Regions from separate parts of the Homo sapiens genome. Here region 1 is linked to region 2. A link is a loop called in an ENCODE intact Hi-C map of the cell type or tissue named here. Cell type or tissue: IMR-90. All regions are shown on one strand. Links, peaks and the distances in the headings refer to the core of each region. The heading gives the core; the rest is flanking DNA. Region 1 has its middle 110 kb from the start of RXFP1. Region 2 overlaps RXFP1 (relaxin family peptide receptor 1).

Region 1 (12,824 bases), core at 2,997-10,996, 210 kb after region 2:
ACATTGTAATCAGGATATCCAAAGTTAAGATGAAGGAAAGAATCTTAAGAGCTGTGAGACAGAAGCATCAGATAACCTATAAAGGAAATCCTATCAGATTAACAGCAGATTTCTCAGCAGAGACCCTACAAGCTAGAAGGGATTGAGGCCCTATCTTCAGCCTCCTCAAACAAAACAATTATCAGCCACGAATTTTGTATCCAGTGAAACTAAGCCTCACATATGAGGGAAAGATACGTCTTTTTCAGACAAATGCCAAGAGAATTTGCCATTACCAAGCCACCACTACAAGAACTGCTAAAAGGAGCTCTAAATCTTGAAATGAATCCTGAAAACACATCAAAACAGAACCTCTTTAAAGCATAAATCACACAGGACCTATAAAACAAAAACACAAGTTAAAAAGCCAAAACAAAAAACAAAAAAACCAAAGTAACAGGCAACAAAGAGCACAATGAATGCAATGGTACCTCACATTTCAATACTAACGTTAAATGTAACTCGCTTAAATGCTCCACTTAGAAGATACAGAACCGCAGAATGGATAAGAACTCACCAACAAACCATCTGCTGCCTTCAGGAGACTCACCTAACATATAAGGACTCACATAAACTTAAAGTGGTGGGAAAAGGCATTTCATGCAAATGGACACCAAAAGTGTGCAGGTGTAGCTATTCTTATATCAGACAAAACTAACTTTAAAGCAACAGCAGTTAAAAGAGACAAAGAGGGACATTATGTAATGTTAAAAGGCCTTGTCCAACAGGAAAATATCACAATCCTAAACATATATGCACCTAATACTGGCGCTCCCAAATTTATAAAACATTTAATAACAGACCTAAGAAATGAGATAGACAGCAACACAATAATAGTGAGGAACTTCAATATTCCACTGACAGCACTAGACAGGTCATCAAGACAGAAAGTCAACAAAGAAACAATGGATTTGAACTATACCTTGGAACAAATGGACTTACCAGATATATACAGAAAATTTAATTCAACAAACGCAGATTCTATTCATTCTATTCAACAGTATGTGGAACTTTCTCCAAGATAGAACATATGATAGGCCATAAAACAAGCCTCAATAAATTTAAGAAAACTGAAATTGTATCAAGCACCATCTCAGACCACAGTGGAATAAAACTGGAAATCAACTGCAAAAGGAACCTTCAAAACCACACAAACACATGGAAATTAAATAACCTGCTCCTGAATGAGCGTTGGGTCAAAAACAAAATCAAGATGGAAATTTAAAAATTCTTCAAACTGAAAGACGATAATGATACAACCTATCAAAACCTCTGGGATACAGCAAAGGCAGTGCCAAGAAGGAAGTTCATAGCCCTAAACACCTAAATCAAAAAGACGGAATGAGCACAAGCTGACACTCTAAGGTCACACCTCAAGGAACTAGAGAAATAAGAACAAACCAAACCTAAACCCAGAAGAAAGGAAATAATCAAGATCAGAGCAGAACTAAATGAAATTGAAACAAACAAAAAAAATACAAAAGATAAACGAAACAAAAAGCTGGTTCTTTGAAAAGATAAACAAAATTGATAGACCATTGGAAAGATTAACCAAGAAGAGAGAAAATCCAAATAACTTCACTAAGAAATGAAACAGGAGATATTACAACTGACACCACTGATACACAAAAGATCATTCAAAGCTACCATGAACACCTTTACACACATAAACTAGAAAACCTAGAAGGGATGGATAAATTCCTGGAAAAACACAACAGACCAATAACAAGCAGTGAGATTGGAATGGTAATTTAAAAATTACCAGCTGGGCATGGTGGCTCATGCCTGTAATCCCAGCAATTTGGGAGGCAAAGGTGGGCAGATCACCTGAGGTCAGGAGTTTGAGACCAGCCTGACCAATATGGTGAAACCCCGTCTCTACTGAAAATACAAAAATTAGCTGGGTGTGGTGGTGGGCTCCTGTAGTCTCAGCTACTCGAGAGGCTGAGAGAGGAGAATTGCTTGAACCTGGGAGGAAGAGGTTGCAATGAGCTGAGACCGTGTCACTGCACTCCAGCCTGCATGACAAAAAAAAAAAAAAAAAAAAAAAATTACCAACACAAAAAGTCCAAGACCAGATGGATTCACAGCAGAATTCTACCAGACATTCAAAGAAGAATTGGTACCAATCCTTTTGACACTATTCCACAAGATAGAGAAAGAAGGAACCCTCCCTAAATCATTCTATGAAGTTGGCATCACCCTAATACCAAAACCAGGTAAGAATCAAAAAAGAAAACTACAGACTGATATCCTTGGTGAACATAGATGCTAAAATCCTTAACAAAACACTAGCTAACCAAATCCAACAACATATCAAAAAGATAATCCACCATGATCAAGTGGGTTTCATACCACAGTTGTAGGGATGGTTTAACATATGCAAGTCAATAAATGTGATACACCACATAAACAGAATTAAAAACAAAAATCACATAATCATTTCAACAGATGCAGAAAAAGCTTTCGACGAAATCCAGCATGACTTTGTGATTAAAACGCTCAGCAAAATTGGCATACAAGGGACATACCTTAATGTAATAAAAGCCATCTATGACAAACCCACAGCCAACATAATACTGAATGGGGAAAAGTTGAAAGCATTCCCTCCGAGAACTGGAACAAGACAAAAATGCCTACTCTCACCACTCCCGTTCAACATAGTACTGGAAGTCCTAGCCAGAGCAATCAGACAAGAAGACATAAAGGACATCCAAATCAGTAAAGAGGAAGTTAAACTGTCACTGATTGCTGACAATATGACCATTTATCTTGAAAACCCTAAGGACTCCTCCAGAAAGCTCCTAGAACTGATAAAAGAATGCAGCAAAGTTTCCGAATACAAGACTAATGTATACAAATCACTAGCTCTTCTATACACCAACAGCAACCAAGCAGAGAATCAAATCAAGAACTCAACCCCTTTTACAATAGCCGCAAAAAATTAAAATACTTAGTAATATACCTAACCAAGGAGTCAAAAGACCTCTACAAGGAAAACTGCAAACCACTGCCGAAAGAAATCATAGACAACACCAACAAATGGAAACACATCCCATGCTCATGGATGGGTGGAATCAATATTGTGAAAGTGAACATACTGCCAAAAGCAATCTACAAATTCAATGCAATCCCCATCAATATACCACCATCATTCTTCACAGAGTTAGAAAAAACAATTCTAAAATTCATATGGAACCAAAAAAGAGCCCACATAGCCAAAGCAAGACTAAGCAAAAAGAACAAATCTGGAGGCATCATACTATGTGATTTCAAACTATAGTATAAGGACATAGTCACCAAAACAGCATGGTATTGGTATACAATTAGGCACACAGACCAATGGAACAGAATAGAGAACCCAGAAATAAACCCAAATACTTGCAGCCAACTGATCTTTGACAAAGCAAACAAAAACATTAAGTGGGCGAAACGACACCCTTTTCAACAAATGGTGCTGGGATAATTGGCTAGCCACCTGTAGGAGAATGAGATTGGATCCTCATCTCTTACCTTATACAAGAATCAACTCAAAATGGATTAAGGACTTAAACCTAAGACGTGAAACTATAAAAATTCTAGAAGATAACATTGGAAAAACCCTTCTAGACATTGGCTTAGGCAAGGGTTTCATGACCAAGAACCCAAAAGCAAATGCAATAAAAAGAAAGATAAATAGCTGGGACCTAATTAAACTAAAGAGCTTTTGCATGGCAAAAGGAACAGTCAGCAGAGTAAACAGACAACCCACAGAGTGGAGAAAATCTTCACAATCTATACATCGGACAAAGGACTAATATCTAGAATCTACAGTGAACTCAAACAAATCAGTAAGAAAAAACCAAACAATCCCATCAAAAAGTGGGCTAAGGACATGAATAGACAATTCTCAAAAGCTATACAAATGGCCAACAAACATAGGAAAATATGCTCAACATCACTAATGATCAGGGAAATGCAAATCAAAACCACAATGCGGTACCACATTACTCCTGCAAGAATGGACATAATCAAAAAATTAAAAAAACAGATGTTGGCATGGATGTGAACAGGGAACACTTCTACACTGCTGGTGGGAATGTAAACTAGTACAGCTGCTATAGAAAATAGTGTGGCGATTCCTTAAAGAACTAAAAGTAGAACTACTATTTGATCCAGCAATTCCACTACTGGGTATCTACCCAGAGGAAAAAAATTCATTATTTGAAAAAGATCCTTGCACACGCATGTTTATAGCAGCACAATTCACAATTGAAAAATCGTAGAACCAACCCAAAGGCCCATCAATCAACAAGTGGATAAAGAAACTGTGGTGTATGTATGTGTGTGTGTGTATGTACGTGTGTGTGTGTATGTGTGTGTGTGTATGTATATATATATATATATATATATATATATATATATATATATATATATATATGATGGAATACTATGCAGTCATAAAAAGGAATGAATTAATAGCACTTGCAGTGACCTGGATGAGATTGGAGACTATTATTCTAAGTGAAGTAACTCAGGAATGGAAAACCAAACATCATATTTTCTCACTGATATGTAGGAGCTATGCTATGAGGATGCAAAGGCATAAGAATGATACATTGGACTTTGGGGATTTGGGGGGAAGAGTGGGAGGGAGGTGAGAGATAAAAGACTACAAATATGGTGCACTGTATACTGCTTAGGTGATGAGTGCACCAAAATCTCACAAATCACCACTAAAGAACTTACTCATGTAACCAAATACCACCTGTGCCCCAATAACTTACGGAAAAACAATTAAAAAATATGTTCCTCCTTCTGTTTGAGAATTAAGCTATATATTTGAGGGCATTTCTCCTCATATTCTGATCAGTAACTTGGTTTTTTGGCAGAACAGTTTATATTGTTGTCCTACCCCAGGACCCAAATTTAACATTTCCAGATCCAAATACATTATTCTCCTCCCTAAACCATCTCTTCCTTTTCTCTTCCTTAACTCTATTTTACCATCCTCTCACAATCAACATTTCAGTCATATTTGACTTCTTTCACATGTCTCTTTCTCCCCAAACTCAAGAGTTCTGAAGATTTTATCTACAAAGTGCCTCAAGAATCTCTTTTCCACAGCTACTGTACAGCCTTATGCTAGGTCTTCATTATTGTCCTCTGACTATTGCAACAGCATACAACTTTTCTTCCCTTCTTTCATTCCTCCCTTTTCTCCTCATCATATATAGTCTCAGCCAGTTTGGTCTTCTTAAAATGCAGTCTTGAATCTATAAGTTTTAAAGAACTCAGTTAACATAATTACTTTTTCAGAGAAACATTGATAAACTGAGAAGACAAATCAGTAGTTACCAATCACTAATCATTTGCCACTGGGTGATTTTTTTTTATCTGACATGGAGCTGGAGAGTAGTCCTGCATCCAGGAGTCTCAATTGTAAATATCCTTCATAATAATGCCAGCCCACTGGGATATAATGTTAAGATAATGTTGGGATATAAGGGGGACATATGGAATTAGAGCTACAAGATTTGTGTCTCTCTGACCCCAAAGAAATGTGCATTTCTAACCTTCTCAAGAGTAGTTCTTCATGACAATTTTATATTTAACATAGTGAAATAAATAGAAAACCATAAAATTACAATCATACAATACACTGGAGTAAATGGGGGGATCTGGAGGAATCTCCGTGGTGCTTAGTGAAAAATTTTATTACATTTATTTTATATGATATATACTTTTTAGTTGTTACCAATTGAACATGATTAAAATTTACAAATAGAATCTTCCAAGGTTTTTAATAAAAAACTCATATTTGCTTCCATGAACATAACATTTTGTTATTAGGTCTTATGTTCTCAATGGCTATAGTAAATTCCTTATTAATGATTTCAGATGATGATTACTTTGTTTATAGCTACCATCAAATAAATTTTGTTCACATAGCCATGTAATTTAAAAAATTAAAACCATTTTTTTCAGCCATTCAAGTTGTTTGTAACAGCTGAAACTGTATTTAAAGAAGACCCCATTTTCTCCCTCAGAGATGAAACTTTGAAATTATCTTTAATATTAATAGATTTTGAATCCACATGAAATTTTTTATGTCACAATTTTAAAATAATGACAAGGCTCTAATTGTCAGAATGTAGGTGCACCTGAAGCTAGCTGGAATCAGAAAAGGAACAAGTTAAGCCACAAACCCATATGTGTTACAAAAACTGAAGGCAGAGATTCAGAGCTACTCCTTGGGTGGTGCCTGCCAAAAACAGTCTCCCTGGCCTCCTGCCATTCTTACCTCCTGCTAGTATACTTACGGCTGCCTGCTGAGCTCCTTGGGCATCTGGAACATGCACTCCTTCAGCAGCTCTGCAGGCACCTTGTCCATTATGAATAGCAATTCATGCTGCAGATGGCTACTGGAAGAGATGCCCAGGTGCTAGAGTACCACACACTGTGCTGAGTGAATGGTGGGGAAGCAGCAAGAAATAAATGTAGCCCAGTATGCTCACTGCCTTCAGCCCTGGACAGAAATGCTCATTGCCCAAGGCAGCTGGTCTAGGAGCTCTGACTGCGACCATGCTGCCCTGCAGGCTTGGAGGATGAATATCTCAGCATACCTGAACCCTTTTCCATATACCAGTACAATGGCTTGCTTTGACACAGGAGTTGGAAGGCACTGCTATAGAGCTCTCTCTCTCATCTAAATAAAACCCTCTCATGGCTGCATGGATTAGGGCATCCTGTCAAGGAATATTTTCTTATGCTGGACTGGATAATTTTGGATCAGTCTCAGGCTTTTCATCCTGAACCTGCAAAAATAAACCTCACTCTCACCTCACTAGAGATGATTCCCTTGATTAAGAATCAACTTCACACCATGGAAATCATGGTCACTCTCATGTTCCCTGATACCTTAACCAAACTGACCTTCAGCACATTCACATATGCATCTTATATCTCTTAATCAGGACAACTTGTGTGGTGCTTGTTCGCGTTGACTCATTTAAGTTGGGCACTATATTTCCCAGGATAAGTTGCCCTGTGTGGCTTATGAAGAACTCAGGTGAGAATCAAAAAGCAAAAGTGAAGTAGTGGCCATTACTCTCTAAAGGTGGTTTTAGTCGTAGAAGGTAATGAAAACATGTAGAGGTGCCTAGCGGGTTCCCACTTGCTCTGGCTCTCTTCTGATTTGTATCTAGCTCCTCAACTGTTGGTCCTGTTGACCAACATCAGCCTCTGGGCAGCCTCCAGATGTTTGTGCACTCTCAGATGTGCTAGCTTCACATTAACAACAGCTGTCTATATACCTCCCTATGAACTCCGCTTCCCAGTCTCATTTGCTGTGCTGGACATGGGTTCTTAAAAGGACTGCCGAGTGTCTTTTCTGATCCTCCAACTCCCTCTTCTGGATCTTCATTTTCCCAGCTCCTCCTACAATTAAGACTGAACTCCTGTGACAAGTGATTCCACAACAATCATGGGGACTCTGCTCCCTGTCCAAATCCGGTCTCACTCATCTTGTTTCCCATGGACCTCTATTTCTCTAACTTTCTGGACTCCATTCTTTGTCCAACCTGTGCTTTTCACCAGAAATACTTTTTTCTCTTCATTAATGATAGAAGAATTCGTATCCATCCTTTGAGGATTTATTTCCATTACCAATTCTAAACTCCACCTGGTCATTCCAACTGGAGACAATTTCTCATTTGAATTCTTGCACATTAACACTTTTTATGGGTTTCCTCTCACGGTGTTTTATAGTAAGTCATTTTGTTCTTCCTAATAGAAAGCAAATCTCTTCAAAGACAGAAATCATGAGTGAAGCCCCTTGTACCCTAACACGATACACCCCTACCCTAACATATTTAGTATTCAACGAATGTTTGTTGACTTGAATTTAAACATACATAAATAAGCTCTTGAGAAAGTTAGTGATTTCGCCTAAGGTTATAAAGGGAATTCAGTTAATATATTAAAAATATTTGAGGAAAGACAGGCGTGGTGGCTCATGCCTGTAATCTCAGTACTTTGGGAGGCTGAGGTGGGAGGATCACTTGAGCTCAGGAGTTGGTGATTGCAGTGAGCTATGATGGCACCACTGCACTCCAGCCTGGGTGACAGAGTGAGACCTTCTCTCAAAAATAAATAAAAATTAAAAGTATTTGAGGACAATTTCGTATTCTTGAACAGGCAAGGATCAATAAAATAATAAATGAACATATGTTCTCAATGTGCCAAACTAAAACTTTTATAATGTAGTTCAGAGAATGCTGAGTGGAACATTTATTTTCCTTTCTTCAAAAACAATGCCAAAATAATTTTGTAATTAAGCTCATGGTCGTTGAGACTCAAATGATTTTCAATCTGTGTTGTCGTTAAACCAGGTGTATTAGTCCGTTTTCACACTGCTGATAAAGACATTCCCGAAACTGGGAACAAAAAAAGGTTTAATTGGACTTACAGTTCCACATGGCTGGCGAGGCCTCAGAATCATGGCGGGAGGTGAAAGGCTCTTCTTACACAGCGCTGGCAAGAGAAAATGAGAAAGAAGCAAAAGCGGAAACCCCTGATACACCTATCAGATCTCATGAGACTTATTCACTATCACGAGAATAGCACGGGAGAGACTGGCCCCCATGATTCAATCACCTCCACCTGGGTCCCTCCCACAACCTGTGGGAATTCTAGGAGATACAACTCAAGTTGAGATTTTGGTGGGCATACAGCCAAACCATATCACCAGGGAACTCATCTATATTTTTCTGCAAGTGAAATTTTACACGAAATTCGAATACCTTAAAATAGATAAAAGTAGTGCAGACAAGGCAGGCGCAGAGGCCAAACCTGTCCTTTGCTTCTTTTTCCCCACCAATCCATGGCCTGTTAGGCACCTCTGGGGAGGTGATCTAACGGGATGATTAGCTTCTTGGTACAAAACTCTTTTGGTTTATTATTTTTCTTTTTTTTTTCTTTCTTTCTTTCTTTTTTTTTTTTTTTTTTGAGACGGAGTCTCGCTCTGTCGCCCATGCTGGAGTGCAGTGGCGCGATCTCGGCTCACTGTAAGCTCCGCCTCCTGGGTTCCCGCCATTCTCCTACCTCAGCATCCAGAGGAGCTGGGACTACAGGCCTCCGCCACCACGCCCAGGTAATTTCTTTTTTTGTGTATTTTCAGTAGAGACGGGGTTTCACCGTGTTAGCCAGGATGATCTCGATTTCCTGACCTCGTGATCTGCCCGCCTCGGCCTCCCAAAGTGCTGGTATTACAGGCGTGAGCCACCGTGCCCGGCCGGTTTATTATTTTTCTTTTGTATTTTATAGTATCCCTTTTCCTCCTTCTCCTAATACCCTAATTCTCCTGCGCTCTCTCCTCCAATTAAGTTTCCTTTGTTTAGGGTTTTTTACTTATCTATATGAAATCTTTTACTTATTTATTTGATTGTGTTTCAGGACCTCCTGAAACACAATTTAAAAATTTCCACAACAGCATTTTTATTTCTGAGGATTAAATCTTGTGTAAATGTGTCCGGAATTGGTGGGTTTGCCCCGCGGGGAGGCAGCTAAGGCCCGGCGAGAAATTGAGCGCCCCGCCGGTGGGCCGGCACTGCTGGGGGACCCAGCACACCCTCCGCAGCCGCTGGCCCGGGTGCTAAGCCCCTCATTGCCCGGGGCCAGCGGGGCGGCCGGCAGCTCAAGTGCGAGGCCCGCCAAGCCCACGCCCACCCGGAACTCCAGCTGGCTCGCAAGCCGCGCAGCCCCGGTTCCGGCTCGCGTCTCTCCCTCCACACCTCCTTGCAAGCTGAGGGAGTCAGCTCCGGCCTTGGCCAGCCCAGAAAGGGGCTCCCACAGTGCAGCCGTGGGCTGAAGGGCTCCTCAAGTGCCACCAAAGTGGGCGCCAAGGCCGAGGAGGCTCCGAGAGCGAGTGAGGGCTGTGAGGGCTGCCAACACGCTGTCACCTCTCATAAAGACATATGTTAGACATGCAGAACCTCAGGCCCCATCCTGGACCTACTGAATTGGAATCTGCCTTTTAGGAAGATTCCTAGGTGATTCTTCTATACTCTAAAGTTTGAGAATCACTGCTTTAGAGGATTTGGGGGATATTAGGATAGAAAAAGGGAGACAATGTGAATTTATATATGATAGGCTTGGGAAATAATATTGAATAAATTATATATGTAAGGAAAAGTTGTGCTGGATGCTCCTTTCCTGTATGATTCTGGGTTAGAGTTGGGCACAGGAGAAATGTATGTGACATTTGGAGGGCAGAGGAGGCAGCAGGCAATGGCACTCAGAAGGTTCATTGTAGGGTTCTATGTATATGGCCAATGATCTGCTGATTTGCTTCTTTGGGGCGGGCAGCAGCAAGACCTGCAGCTTCATCTGCATCAATGTCTGCATCTGTGTCAGATCTTGCTGGGTCCCCTCCTCCAGCTTCTCCAAGTCCAGGGCCAGGCACCTGCGCAGCCCCACAGTGAAAGGCACCAGATTCCTGTAGGTCACCACTGTTGCAGTATGGACAGGGATATTCCTGCATGTTTCTGTTTGTCCTCTTGGGTTTCAGTTTGTTTTTGTGAGTTCCTGTTGGCCTTCGTGGATTCTAGTTTTTCCTCGATTTCTCCAGCTTTGTAGCCAAGTTTATTTTCCTATCTCTTGGCCTACCTGACCTGTAGCAACTTCAGACTCACTGCCAGGTGCAGAGGTAAGAGACTTGCAGAAAGACCTCTCCATCAGCTCTTGCCTGAGGTTCCTGGTTTGTGACTTTTTTTTTTTCTAATTCTCTAAAATGCTTTCTTCTGGAGTTTTATTTCCCCAGCTTCTCAAACAATTTTAAAGTTTAAACTTTTTAATAAATCCCTTCTTCTGTGTCCATCTTTGTGATCCTCCTCCTCTGATTAAGCTCTAATGGATACACTTACTGATTCTGCTAATGATTTCCCACCTTCTTTCAGATGTGGCTGATTGCACGTTACCTTATAGATATGATTTGACTGTGTTACCACCCAGTCTCATCTCAAATTTAAATCCCCACGTGTGAGCGGAGGTGCCTTGTGGGAGGTGATTGGATCATGGAGGCATATTTTCCCCATGTTGTTCTCTGTCTCAGCATAAGTGTTTCCTTATGCCTTAAAAAGGAGATTTACTTTTTCTAAAAGAACTGTCAAAGTTTGATATGCTAAAAATAGTTTTTATTTTTTGGTTTCTTGATGAGGCACACAGGATAGCCAAGATGCTACTTACTGCCTTTCTTTAGTAAATTTCATATAGGTAAGTAGAAAACCCTAACCAAGGAGAACTGAATCAGAGGTGGGAGCTCAGGAGAAGTAAGCTATTAGGAGAAAGAGGAAAAGGGATATTGGGAAATATAATAAGATAGTAATAAACCAAAATAATTTCACACCAAGAAACAAATAATCCCATTAGATCAGCCTCTCATATTTTCCTGTAGCTACATTTTTTGGTTAACCTTTCAAATTAACCAAATGTGAGTTTAACATAATTGGAAGACACAGATTCATTTTTTCCTATTTTAGTTAATGTCAAATTTGGCCAGAAAAATGAGGCCATTCTTACTCCTTCATATGAAATATTCTGTTTTATATCTCAGGAGTCTTCTTGTACCTTAAACTGAGTTATATGGTTGAAAAAAATAGCTTCCCTTCTTCATAATGTAGTCTATTTAATCTGCAGCCCACTATTAATGGCCTTTGGAATTCATTCATCTTTTCCAAATTTTCTTTTCTATCCTTCACTAGGGTATGAAGAAACCCATGTCTTCAGCCGGGCGTGGTGGCTCATGACTGTAATCCTAGCACTTTGGGAGGCCGAGGGGGGTGGATTGCCTGAGCTCAGGAGTTTGAGACCAACCTGGTCTCTACTAAAATACAAAAAATTAGCCGGGTGTGGCAGCGTGCACCTGTAATCCCAGCTACTCGGGAGGCTGAGACAAGAGAATCATTTGAACCCAGGAGGTGGAGGTTGCAGTGAGCAAAGATTGTGGCATTTCACCCCAGCCTGGGTGACAGAGTGAGACTCCCTCTCAAAAACAAACAAACAAAAACAAAAGAAAACCAAACCCGTGTCTTCAGGTGTAAGCTTATTTTATTTTAGTTTTTAGAATAAGTCCTAACTTTTTTTGCACTAGCCTTGTCTATTTCAGGCAGGTGCCCTGGGAATCATACTGTTAATATTTTCCAGATTTTTATACTGGAGTCATACAGAATGTATGAATCTCACTACTTTCAATCAAGGCAACATTGCTGGTGTTACTAGAAGACTTGTTGGTATACCGTGTCCCTCTGCTTGAATGAGGGCTCCATGAAGGGAGAGACTTTGGGTTGTTCACTGTTGTATCCTCAGTGCCCAGACAGTTCATGGCACACAGTAGGTGTTCAGTCAAGATTTCCCCTTTTTTGCCACACATGCTTTTAAATACATAGCCTTAAAACAATTGCTCACAGCTTATTGAAGGGAATCAGGAGATGCTTTGTGGAGGGTTTAATGTTAAATCACCCTTGTATCACGTGTTGCTTCTTAACCTGATTTGTGTGACTCAGTGCAGTGCTCTTAATGTGTCTGTTGCCTGAATTATGACTGTTTGCATTTTTCCCTGTGGTAGGCTGAATAGTGCCCCTAGCCCAGATGTCCATATCCTAACTTGTGGAACCTGGAATGTTACCTTATATGACAGAAGGATTTTGCAGATAGGGTTAAATTGTGATTCTCGAGATGGGAAGATTTGCCTCAATTATGCAGGTGGGGCTGATGTAATTACAGGGACCTTTATAAGAGCGAGGCAG
Region 2 (12,824 bases), core at 2,841-10,840:
TAAAACTAAAAATAAGTGGCTAATATAATGTGATAAATATTATAAACGTCTTTGCTGCAAACTGAACCTGGAGACTATTGCTGTTAGTTACATATTTATCGGTGAATTGTCAACAGATTGTTCTGATTAGACAACTGAAGGAATTACTCAAAAATTCCATCTCTTTCATAAAGAGTTGGAATCTCCTTCAATAGCTTACTGTACCTTAGGAGATGAAATCAAAACCGCATTGTGTGAGTGCAGTGGCACAAACGGCTCACTGCAACCTCCACCTCCCGGGCTTAAGCATGCTCCCGCCTCAGCCTCCTGAGTAGCTGGGACTACAGCCATATGCCACCATGCCCAGCTAATCTTTGTATTTTTGATAGAGACTGGGTTTCTTCATGTTCCCCAGGCTGGTCTTGAACTCCTGGGCACAAGTGATCATCCCGTCTCAGCCTCCCAAAGTGCTGGGATTACAGATGTGAGCCACTGCGCCTGGCCATAATGAACCTTTAAATATTCAAATGTCTTGCCATTGACTATGTTTCCAGTCTCCTTGCCTACCACTTTCTATCCAAAGTAACTTTTCACCATGACCCGAATGCACTTCAGTATTTTAATCCCCATGCTCTTCTTTCCCTCCTTGTGATCTCATATTCATCCTTCTAGACTTCATTCAAACGTCATTCCTCTGTTTAACCTCTGAGCCCAGGGAGGTTAAGTGTTTTGTCCTTTGTTCTCCTATGCATTCCTCTTGCACACTTCTAGTATAGCACATATAACACATATAGCACATATAACATCATACTACAACTGTTTCTGTACATATGTGCTTCCTTTCTGAAACGTGAGTTCTTTGAGTACAAGAACGATATCTATTCATCTGGGCTACCCAGTGCCTAGCTCAGTTTTGGACTAGCTGTTTTCTCCATCCCCAGTTAGAAGACTATGAATACACTGAGTCTATCTGCTTCATCTTTAGTAAAAGTGGGGCACAATTTCAGTTCCTTGTATAGGAAGCCAAGTAAAATATTGATCATATTAGTAAAGCAATGTGCAAATGGATTTAAAATGGTGCACTGGGATATTAAAATTCCAAATGTCTTGTTCAACAATTACTGGTGGGAGTGTGGGTTTTGTTATCAGAGCAAATCCTGGCAGATAGTTCTAACAGCATGAATCATGTAATGGGATAGTGTTGGCCCAGATCCCAAGTGACATTTGAAAGGGCCATTTTCTCAGCTTAAGTTTAGGAAAGTTAGGCTAAACTTAATTGGAGTCAAGGTCCATTTCTGAATGAACTCAGGAAACACCTTGTAAACTAGAGTAGTTGACTTTAAAAGCTCAAATTAAGTCACCCACGTGGCAAAGATTTTCTGTCACTAGAGCTACTTAAAGTCCTCTGTGACAAGTGAATCCTCTTTGTCCTCATTAACTCTGTTGGTGTGATGGAGCCTGGAGGGGCACAGAGTGTAGTTCAACCCTCTCTCAAAAGGACACTTTAGATATAGACTCATCCAATGAAAGCCATCGACTCTTAGAAAACATGCTATTTTTGTCCTGGTGAATCTGATTTTTCAGGTAAGTGTTTAATATGGGATTAGGTGCATTAAAGTCCACCTAATAATTAGCAAGACAAATTATTGGCCTTGGTCACCCTCTGCAGTTTGTATTATTCTTTCCTTTACTTCTGAACCTGGATTAGCATTGGTTATGCACTAAGCCCTTTGAGTTCATGTTCACTGTTGGTTATTGATATATAAAATCTGCACCTGACTGCCACCATGAAGGCTAGGATTTGAAGGAACTGTCCCTTGATATTCAGGTATGATTTCAAGTGGATGAAACAAGAAAAAGTATATAGTTAGTATTCCTTGACTAACTTGTATTCTAATGTCTAGATAATACTTTGGATCATCCAGCTGCATCTCCCCCTACTATTTAGACTACTTTCCTATGTGCTGATGATATGGTTCAATTATCACGTGCCAGGAGTTGCTACAACAGATGGTTGGGTCTATTTGTTTTTGAGATTTTCCTGCACATTTTGTGAATGATTGGTACTGACCACCAAAAGTGTTTCAGGCTACAGATAAAATGTTGGGTTTTTAATGGCTCATTCCCTGATGTTTTGGGGCAGAATGCAGGATTGTTACCTGAGAAACGTTCCTGCTCCTGGTACATGTATTCCCTCTACCTAGCATAAGGAAAAACACATTGTAACTTCTTGAGTGCCCAAGTAAGGTGTCCTGGTGTTATTTTCATAACATTCTAATTGTATTCTTTAATTTTTATGGAAAAGTTTTAATAAATCAGTGTTCTGTCTAGCTAATTGTCAAAACAAGTAGCTCTGTCCACATTCAGATTCTTTCCAGAAGATGGATACTACTTGGGCACAGTGGCTCAAGTCTGTAATACCAAAAGTATGGGAAGCTGAGGCGGGAGGATTGCTTAAGGCCAGGAGTTCTAGGCCAGCCCCAGCAACACAGAGACCCTGTCTCTACAAAAAATAAAAAAAAATTGGCTGGGCATGGTGGTGTGCTATAGTCGTAGCTACACAGGAGGCTGAGGTGGGAGGATCACTTGAGTCCAAGGAGTTCGAGGTTACGGTGAGCTATGATTGTACCATTGCACTTCAGCTTGGGCAACAGAGTGACACCCTGGTACTAGAAAAAAAGCAAACAAAAAATGAAAAGAAAAAAATTGACACTAAAATATAAAAAAATGGTCTGAAGGATAAGCACTTCATCCATTGTTCTACATCTATTTTATTCTGAAAATCAACTACAATGTACTTAGACCACGGGCTTTGGTTCATCATAGAATTGTTATAGTGCCCTTTAGAATTATGTCATTGGCATTAAAAAGGGGCATTATAAAAATAATTTATCTCTTCCATTATTATAGGTAGGAATATTATCCACAGTAGTGTCTAATTTCCTTATGGATACAAGATTATCCTTTGGTTTCAAATCAGCAAAGTGGTATCTTCTAATCTTATGGTCCCTGAATCCTAATCCTTTAGGAAACATAATAACAAATTTACTAGCCTGGCCAGCATGGTGAAACCCCATCTTTACTACAAATACAAAAATTAGCTGGGCATGGTGGGATGCACCTGTAATCCCAGCTACTCAGGAGGCTGAGGCAGGATATTTGCTTGAACCTGGGAGGCGGAGGTTGCAGTGAGCCGAGGTCATGCCACTGCACTCCAGCCTGGGAGACAGAGTGAGACCCTGTCTCAAAACAAACAAAACAAAAAACAAAAACAAAACAAAAAACCCCCCATAAATTTACCGTCCTTCTTTAGGAGTAGAACAGAGTGGTGTAGAATGTATTTTATTTATTAATTTTATACTGGCTTTATTATTTCTTTACAGCTGTGTTTCCTTTAACCCACTTTCCTCAAATATTTATATTTTTATTTTCCATATTTTTTGTATGCCATCTGAATTCCTTTGTGGCTTGAGGTGTATATATGTAAATAATGCTTAGAAAGAGGAGATAAGTAATATTTCTTAAATGTATAAACACATGTAAGTACAAGTGTGAAAAAACAGTAGAAAGAAAATTCTTATCAGTATATGTTCAGTCATACTTACAATTCATCCAGTTTCTGGAGAGGTGCAAAAGTATTTTCATTTAAGTGATTAATTTTGTTTTTCCTCATCACTCTGAAAGTAAAAAGAAAAATACATTGTAACTTCTTTAGGTAACCGACAAGAATTACTAAAGAGAGGAACGGTATGCAGAAACAAAGATAATGAATATACAGTACATTTTTCACATAAAGACATTTTGAAGTAGTATAAATTATCCAATTTAATTTTAATCCTAAATTTCTCAAATGTTTTGATGATGATAATAATAGAAATTCAAAATTTTAAGTGAAATAGGGAGGAAGAGCTTTGCACGAGAAATGGTGAAAACCCCAACTTTTGAGAATACAGACTGCATATCTTGCAACCAAGAGCATAGGAGCTGTTTTAGACTTGTCTTTTCAGTCTGCATAGCATGACTGTCTAACAAAATAGCCCACCCACCACAGCACTCCTACTCATTTGTTACTTGATGTGATTTCGGGCGGATCTGCCTAAGGAAGTCCACTCTTAGCTGAACCCCTTTAGAAGAATCTCTAATTTGGGATGCTGAATCAGTCTGTTTAACTCTTGACATTTCTGCACTGATCTCATGTGTTACCAGCTAGCCTAGAGGACCAACTCAGAACTAAGTTTTAAAGGGCTTTTAATTTTTTAAACATTGTATGACATGTCTTCAAATTGTCCTTTCCCATTTATTTCCTCACTGCACTCCAAACCATTACCACCATTTCCCAATATTCTTGGACCTTAAAAGCACAACACCTGCCAAGAGGAAATCCACAAATAATCTCTTAATACAGAGGTTTCCTTAAAAAATAAATACAAGTACAATAGAAAAGAAATTCTAAGTTTTTCAGATATCTATTTGTTCTGTGTCCTTCAGGTGCAATTTGGTTTCCTTTGGGCAATTACTATACACTATTTTGCATTATTTATATCAAGCACCCTGTACCTGAAGATTGCTGAACTCAGGAGGAGTTCAAACTGGAACTCATTGGAACCCATTGGAATGGGGGGAATTGGAGAAAACATATGGTAATATCAGTGGGAGCTATTGTATCGCCTATATACAGGGGTCCTGTGTAGTCTAGGATAATGGTTTTCAAATCATTCCTGTGGTAACACACAGTAAAAAATGTGTTTTATATTGGATCATAAAACACACACACACACACACACACACACACACACACACACACACACACCCTAAGGCTCATGAAACAATACATTTATTATCTGCATTGCAGTCTGATATAATCTATTCAATTAAATTCTGTTTCCCTTAAAAATGCTGACAAGGGTATAATAAATTGTGCTATATATTACTTTCATCACCTACTTATTAGTTGCAATCCATAGTTTGAAAAACATTCTGGTAAAATAAGCTGTGAATAGGAGAGTTGGATTTTTTTTTACTGAAGGAAGACCTAACATCCTTTACTTTTAACAGAAAATACCATGTGAATTTAAAATAGGCCAGAGATGCATAAGAAGGAATTACACTCATTAACACTTCAAGGTTTATCTTGATGTCCATAATTACATCCTCAAGGTTGTGAACATTCAGCAGTATTTTGTTTTTCATTTTGATTGTAACTATTTTTTCACAATTGTAAAGAAAAACTTAATTTATACCATAATAATTTGCAAAGGATAAACATTCTTATAGGCTAAGACTTCAATTTAGTGTTTCTCAAACTGAGATCCAACAACAGACTCTTGATGTTCTTTGGGATTTTTTTTCCATAAAATGGGTGTTTTTAAATTTTATTTGTAAGAAAAGATAATATTACTTCAAAAGCATAGCATATTACTTACAAAACAGTTAAATTACTGCAGGAAATAAAAGTCAAATTTCTTAAATTATGGATATGGTTGCCTTCAAGGTCCCTGGAACATAAAAATAAAACGATACAGCTAAATCTTAATCATGGAGAGAAATAAATTGGTTAAAATTATTTGCCTTCTAATAAAATATCTTTTCTTTACATACTGTTTATTTCATATAGACTCTCACTTGTAGCCATTTCTATTACAGCTGAAATTATATATATAAATATCTATATTATACACTTTTTTCTATGTTAAAGGTAAAAATGTTTTGCGTCCCATCTGTATCATGAGTGCATACGGGCATGTATATGAGAAATTGAAAAGAACAAGAAGTCAAATTGAAAACATTTGTTATGATAAACACCTAATTTATTAACCGATATTTCATAATGAACCATATGAAACATTTGTCCAAAGTTACCGATGGCATTTCCCTAAGTGGTGTGATTTTATTTTGCTACAGTCTGCATCAGATTCTATTATTGTTGCAAAAGCTGCTGCTGCCAAAACAATATTTAGCTCCTACCTTTCCAGCCTAATCACTCCCCAGAAAAAATCCTCAATAATCTTTTACTATTGGGAATACCCTTATTTGCTTTTTATATTGTCTCAAAGGCCAGCGCAGACAGAGAGCAAACAGCAGACTGCCTTAGGTTCTGCATCTCCAATTCAGAGAGCTGCATATATCTCTATCTCTACATCTATCTATCTATCTATCTATCTATCTATCTATCTATCTATCTATCTATCTATCTATCTATCTATATAGATATCTAAATATAATCCTCCTGGGGCTCCCTTGCTGTGTGATGCCTATGTCACCATAAACCTCCTTATGGTCTAAGCATAAAAATGTATCAAAATTTTTATGTTTTACTGTCTCTTCGTGGTTATCTTGAAGTTACTCTTTTATTGTTCCTCTTCTTTCATAAGTGAGTATATGGTGGAACTTTATAGAGCAGAGGAAGAGAGCTGAGGTTTAGGGATAGACTTTCAAAAGTAAATGCCGGCCCTTAAATCTATTCAGCCTCTTCTAACACTCAGCTTACTGGTCACCATGTAACATAAAGCTGTTCAGGAATAATTGTCACTAAAACATGTGAGCAGAAGTGTGATACAGCTATTAAAATCTGAAAGGAAACATGGAAAGTATTAATAGAAGTGCCTATACTCCACTGCCAACATGTGAGTCAGTTTTATTTTAGGTGCTGCATTAAAAATAGATGCTGACAAATCAAATATATCTGTAAAATCTGGAAGACCAGGATGTACGGTATCTAGAAATCAAGGCAATTGAAGAATATGGGGTGTTATTTATAACAAACAAAAACAAAATGAGAGATATATTTGAAGTCAGGCTATAGAATATATCAGGGGTTTTCTATGTTGCATTGGGTTGCAAAATTAGATTGACTGATCGAGGGACATAAAAAGTTTCAAATTTAAACCCAACTTAAACCTATCTAGCAATCTATGATATCCAGAGAAGTTGTTTCTTTTTACTACAGGTATTTAGCACAGACAATGTATCATATCTCTATAGTTTTGTAGACAGGATTTTTGTACTACATGGGATATTGTATTAGAATCTTAAATGTGGATTCTAGATCACCCTTCCAAATTTCTGTTATTCTATTAAGTTGGAAGCTAATCACTTATAGTGCTACTTTTTTTGGTCTTAGTTTTGGCCAAGGCTTTTGGTCTCTCATAATGTATGTTATCTGTGACAGGGACTGGCCATTTCCTTCTATTTGGTTGCTAATCATTACCCTGAATCTACCACCAGGTGGTGATGCTCTCTTAAGTCTCACAAAATGCGCTTAATGAGGTGAGTTGATGTTCCTATTTAGTTACTTACGTAACTGTTTTCTATTAGGCTGGCAAAAATATTTGTTAGTACTAATTTACTAATTTGTGAAAATCAAAAAGAGGCACATATTGGGGCACAAATTAGGACATTTGATTAAATTGGTAGTTTAATTTTGAATTTATTTTAACCTTGGGTTGTTTATTTACTGTTTTTCCCCCCTCCTGTGTTAATAATAAAAACATTTGGGGTCACATTTGTATGATGTGTTTCTATGGGCCTGTATATGAGCATACATATGAATATGTATATTTTCTTCCTAAAGTTAGGGGTTTTAGTCCTTGATAAGCAGGGATCTGGTTTGCAGCATACCTCTTAGCTGAAGCAAAAACAACAACAAAATCAAAATAACAACAAAAAATCTGTTTCTTGCTCCCTAGCTGCAAGCTTTAATGGAGTTAACGAAGGTTTTTTTATTTTTATTTCTATTTTTTACTGTGTTTAAACCACCACCCTTCCTATCTAATGAGCCTCTGAGACTAACCATTTTATTTTTCCCTTTATACCTGGTAGAATTGGATAAAAATGAAAACTTTGGTGGTTCTTCAATCTGAATAACAACAATAACAAAAGACAAAGACTATAATCTTGTCTATTCTCCCTCAACTTGTCCCTTAGTGGCATTCAAAACATGAAAATCTTACTCTCTATCTGCTTCCTCCTCTACCTTTTACATTTCTGGCTCCTATTTCACAGAGAAAACTGAGGTGATGAAGAAGGGAAAAGCCCTTGACTTGCTGCCTGACATCTGTAAACTTACCTGTATATGCACCTGGTCTCTTTCTAGTCTCAGAGGAAGAGATGACCCTTCTCCTGTTTTAGGCTAATCCCTCCATCTGTTTTCTTGAGTTTGGTTTGTGTATGTTTATGTCCTAAAATATATGGTCAATTTTGGTGAATGTTCTTTGGGCATTCTTTGCTTTCAAGTTCATATCTATTAGGATTAGGTGCACGTACATATAACAGAGACCCATCTATAATAGCATAAATACGCAGAGTTGTTGGGGTTTTTTCCCCCCAGGAAAAAAAAATCTAGAGTTGGGCAGTTCAGGGCTGATATGGTTGTTTTACAAAGTTGTTAGAAACCCAGGATCTTTCATATTCACTGATCACATGCCCTTGTCTTCATGGTACAAGATGTTGCTAAAGCTCAAGCCATCATATTCAGTTTTTTGTTTTCTGGATAAAGAAGGAAAAGAAAGGACTTGCATCTTTCTCTTTAAGGAGATTTTCCTGAAGTTCTACACTGTAATACTTCGACCTCCCTAGTCAGAACTTAAGACATATCCTATATGTGAATGCAGAGAAGTGTGGGAATGTAGTATTTTAGCTAGTTATGTTGCTGTCCCAAAGAAAGCAGTTCTGTTATTGAGAAGGGGCACTGAAGTTTGATATACACTGATTAGCATTAACTTACTAATTATGTTATTTATTTATTTTGGTTCTACTTGATCTTTTATGGAGTGAGAAGTAGTGGATTATCTTTTTTTTTTTTTTTTTTTTTTTTGAGATGGAGTTTCACTCTTGTTGCCCAGGCTGGAGTGCAATGGCACAATCTCGGCTCACTGCAACTTCTGCTTCCTGGATTCAAGTGATTCTCCTGCCTCAGCCTCCTGATTTGCTGGGATTACAGGCACCATGCTTGGCTAATTTTTTTTTTTTTTTTTGTATTTAGTAGAGACAGGGTTTCACCGTGTTAGTCAGGCTAGTCTCAAACTCCTGACCTCAGGTGATCCACCCGCCTGGGCCTCCCAAAGTACTGGGATTACAGGCATGCACCACCGCACCTGACCCAGTGGTGGATTATTTCTTACTGCTTATGTATGTCTACATTTTCTTTTGTTTTGGTTGCTATATTAATTTCTTTGGTGTGTATAGACTTATAATGTGATATCTTTTATTGGACATTGGCAGTTATAGCATTAAAATGTCATTGTGTTGTTTAATGCACATTGGCCAGAATTCCACCTACTTAGATAAAATATATGATGCCTGCTTTCTTTTGTTTGCAATTACATGACATACTTTTAAAAACTGTGTATACTTAAGGTATATAGCCTGTTTCGATATACAGTACATAGTAAACTGATTACTACAACCAAGCAAATTAACATACCCATCACCTTACATAGTTAATTTCTTTTATGGTAAGAGTGCCTGAACTCTACCCTTTTAGCAAATTTCCACTATACAATACAGTGTTATTAAACTATAGACATGCCATACATTAGATCTGTATGCTTATTCATCTCATAACTGTAATTTTGTACCCTTGAACCTACATCTCCTCATTCCCCCTGCCATGACCCATAGCCACGATTCTACTCTGTTTCTATGTGTTCAACTTAAAAAGAAATTCCACGTATAAATGAGATTACGCAGTATTTTTCTTTCTGTCTCTGGCTTATTTCACTCAGCATAATGTCCCCTAAGTTCACACATATTGTCAAAATGGCAGGATCTCTGTTTTAAGGCTGACTAGTATTCCATTGTATATATCTACCACATTTTCTTTATCCATTCAACTGTCATTGGACACTAAGGTTGACTAATATCTTGGCTATTGTGACTAATGCTGCAATGAACATTGGAGTGAAGATATCTCTTTGACATACTAATGGAATTTCCTTTGGATATATACCCAGAAGTGGGACTGCTGGATCATATGGTAGTTCTATTTTTAATTTTTTTTTTTATTTGAGATGGAGTCTTGCTCTGTCGCCCAGGCTGGAGTGCAGGGGTGTGATCTTGGCTCACTGCAACCTCCGCCTCCCGGGTTCAAGTGACTCTCCTGCCTCAGCTTCTTGTGTAGCTGGGATTACAGGTGCCTGCCACCATGCCCGGCTAATTTTCGTATTTTTAGTAGAGATGGGGTTTCATCATGTTGGCCAGGCTGGCCTCGAACTCCTGACCTCAAGTGATCCACCCACCTCTGCCACCCACAGTGTTGGGATTACAGGCGTAAGCCACCGCACCTGGTCCTATTTTTAATTTTTAGAGGAAGCTCCATATGTTTTCCATAATAGCTGTACTAATTTACATTCTCATCCACAGTGCACAAGAATTCCTTTCTAGCCACAACCTTGTCAACACTCGTCATCTCTTGTCTTTTTGATAATAGAGATTCTAACAGGTGTGAGGTGATACCTCATTGTGGTTTTGATTTGCATTTCTCTGATGATTAGTAATGTTGAACATTTTTGCATATGCCTGTTGGCCATTTTTAAGTATTTTTTGAGAAATATCTTCCCAGGTCTTCTTTCCCAGTCTTTTTCCTTTTAATAGGTGAGTTTAGCCTACTTATATTTATTGATATGATTAATATAGTTGGCCTTAGTCTGTTTTTTAAAAATATTATTACACGATTCCATAGGTTTAAAAAACTTTCACCTCAGGTTTTTTTTGTGTCTAATATTTATCTTAACCTAATGGTGTTTTAAAAAATTTATTTCTTATGATATTTACAAAGCTTTGTATATTCTATTGGCAATCTTTGTAACTTTACTCAATGCACTATACCTTCTTTCTTTTGATGATACTAAGAAATGATAAAATTTGTGTACATTGTCTTCCTCTCTGCTCCTCTGCCTCTCTTTACCATACAATATTGGTTAATTACATGCTTTTTATTAGTGTTCACCTTGGGAATACCACTGTCTATCTAATCTATGGATTTGTCCGTTGTTGTTGTTTTTTCCAGAGACAAGTCTCCCTCTGTTGCCCAGGCTGGAGTGTAGTGGCACAATCATAGCTCATTTAAGCCTTGATCTCTCAGGCTCACGCTATCCTCCCACTTCAGCCTCCTGAGTAGCTGGGACTGCCTACAGGTGCATGCTACCATGCTCAGGTAATTTTTATTTTTTATTTTTTTTTTGAGACAGAGTCTCACTGTCGCCCAGGCGGGAGTGCAATGGTGTGATCTCAGCTCACTGCAACTTCCACCTCCAGGATTCAAGTGATTCTCCTGCCTCAGCCTCCCGAGTAGCTGGGATTACAAGTGCCCACCACCACGCCCAGCTAAACGCTCAGCTAATTTTTTAAAAAAAATTTTAATAGAGACAGAGTCTCACTATGTTGCCCAGGCTGGTCTCAAACTCCTGAGCTCAAGGGATCCTCCTGCCTCGGCCTCCCAAAGTGTTGGGATTATAGGTGTGAGCCACCATGCCCGGCCAAAGATTCATCAGCTTTAAATGACATCCTTTGACTTTTAGCTATTTCTCTTTACAGTTCTATTGTTTTCACTTTATGTATTTTGAAACTGTTTACTCATTTAAGATTATCACATATTTTTGCTTAATTGATCTTTTTATTATTATATGATATCGCTCTTTATCCCTGGTGATAGTCCTTGTTCTGAAATCTTTTTCGCCAATATTACCATAGTCCTTCTGGCTTTTAAAAAAAAGTTGTTTTTCTTGTCTTTGTTTTACAGTGTATAATGTTTCTGTTTTCTCTGATTGCCTTAAGATACTTTTCTTTATCTTTGGTTTTCAGCAGTTTGACTATAATTTATCTAGTTTTTCTTGACTTCTGCATGGATTTTTCTGAGGTTCTTAGATTTCTGGTTTGTTGCATTATATTAATGTAACAAAATTCTTGGCTATTATTTCTCCAGCTTGTCTTCTGTCCTGTTCTTCCTCTATTCTTTTTCTGTGACTCCATTTACACATTTGTTAGACAATTGTATTATCCTGCAGCTTTTGGATTCTGTTTTGCCTTTATTTTTGTCTCTTTTTCTTTCGTTTCAATTTGAAAGCTTTCTATGACATATCTTCAAGGTTGTTGATTCTTTCCTTAGCTGTGTTCATTCTGCTGCTAAGGCTGTTGAAATAATTTTTTGTTTCTCTTTTGTAGTTTCCATCTTTTTGCTGACATTTTCTTTATGTTCGTGCATATTATCCATCTTTCCACTATATTACTTAACTTATTAATCATAAGCATTTTAATGTCTCTGTTTGGAAGTTGTAAAATCTGAGTTATTGCTGGTTCTGGTTCTGTTGATTGCTTTATAATTTGACATGAACTTCTTTTTCCTTATGCTTTTGGGGATGGGGCTGTCTCAGCTTTGCTGTTCCCCCTTCTCCAGAAGCCAAACTCTCATAAGAGCATTTCCTGCCGTGATACAAATGGGCACTACCCACTGCTTTGATCAGTGCAAGATCCTGGGCTGGAGTGGTTTTTTTTTTTGTTGGTACCCTGGGGCAGAATGCTCTAGTTTCTATTCCTCCTATGGAAGTAATGGACCTTTGCCTGGTCCCTGGGTGCAGGAGGATTTTCTGTCCCACTCCCAAAGGCTTGATGCTTTTGTTCCCTGAGACGGGTGAGTTTAGAGAAGAAGGTGGAGTTTTGTGTTGTGCTACCAATGAGGGCTCTGTCTGGTTTCCTTACCTACTCCTAGTTTTTCTTGTGGTTGGTGGAGATCAGTGAAAAAGAGCCTGTTAAAGATAGCTAAATCCCCTTGCATATGGGGTTCCCAGTTCTTTTAAAGCACTATAGTAGCCCACACTTAAGCTTACAAGTTTATTAAAGTTTTAGTTTTC

Evidence for each region. A loop is a pair of places that touch in the nucleus more often than their neighbours do. Peaks named below come from ENCODE experiments on the same cell type or tissue, not always from the same donor. Only the 100,000 strongest peaks of a DNase experiment are listed, where the experiment ranks them.
Region 1: a loop joins it to region 2, with 9 times the contacts of the local background. A loop is called at or near these places in 13 of 110 quality-filtered maps.

Annotation. Positions count from the first base shown.
Region 1 is chr4:158,405,052-158,417,875 of GRCh38, reverse strand. No RefSeq gene overlaps it. Among named protein-coding and RNA genes, the nearest start is that of RXFP1, 110 kb to the left of the region's middle. In IMR-90, for the core only: a CTCF peak has its summit at 7,452; no DNase peak of the experiment used is centred there.
Region 2 is chr4:158,619,470-158,632,293 of GRCh38, reverse strand. It overlaps RXFP1 (relaxin family peptide receptor 1), which reads right to left. Exons shown (of 18, transcript NM_021634.4): 10 at 5,403-5,474; 11 at 3,585-3,656. Among named protein-coding and RNA genes, the nearest start is that of C4orf46, 46 kb to the left of the region's middle. RefSeq lists a silencer at 1,063-1,357. In IMR-90, for the core only: a CTCF peak has its summit at 7,197 (motif pointing right); a DNase peak (open chromatin) is centred at 7,213.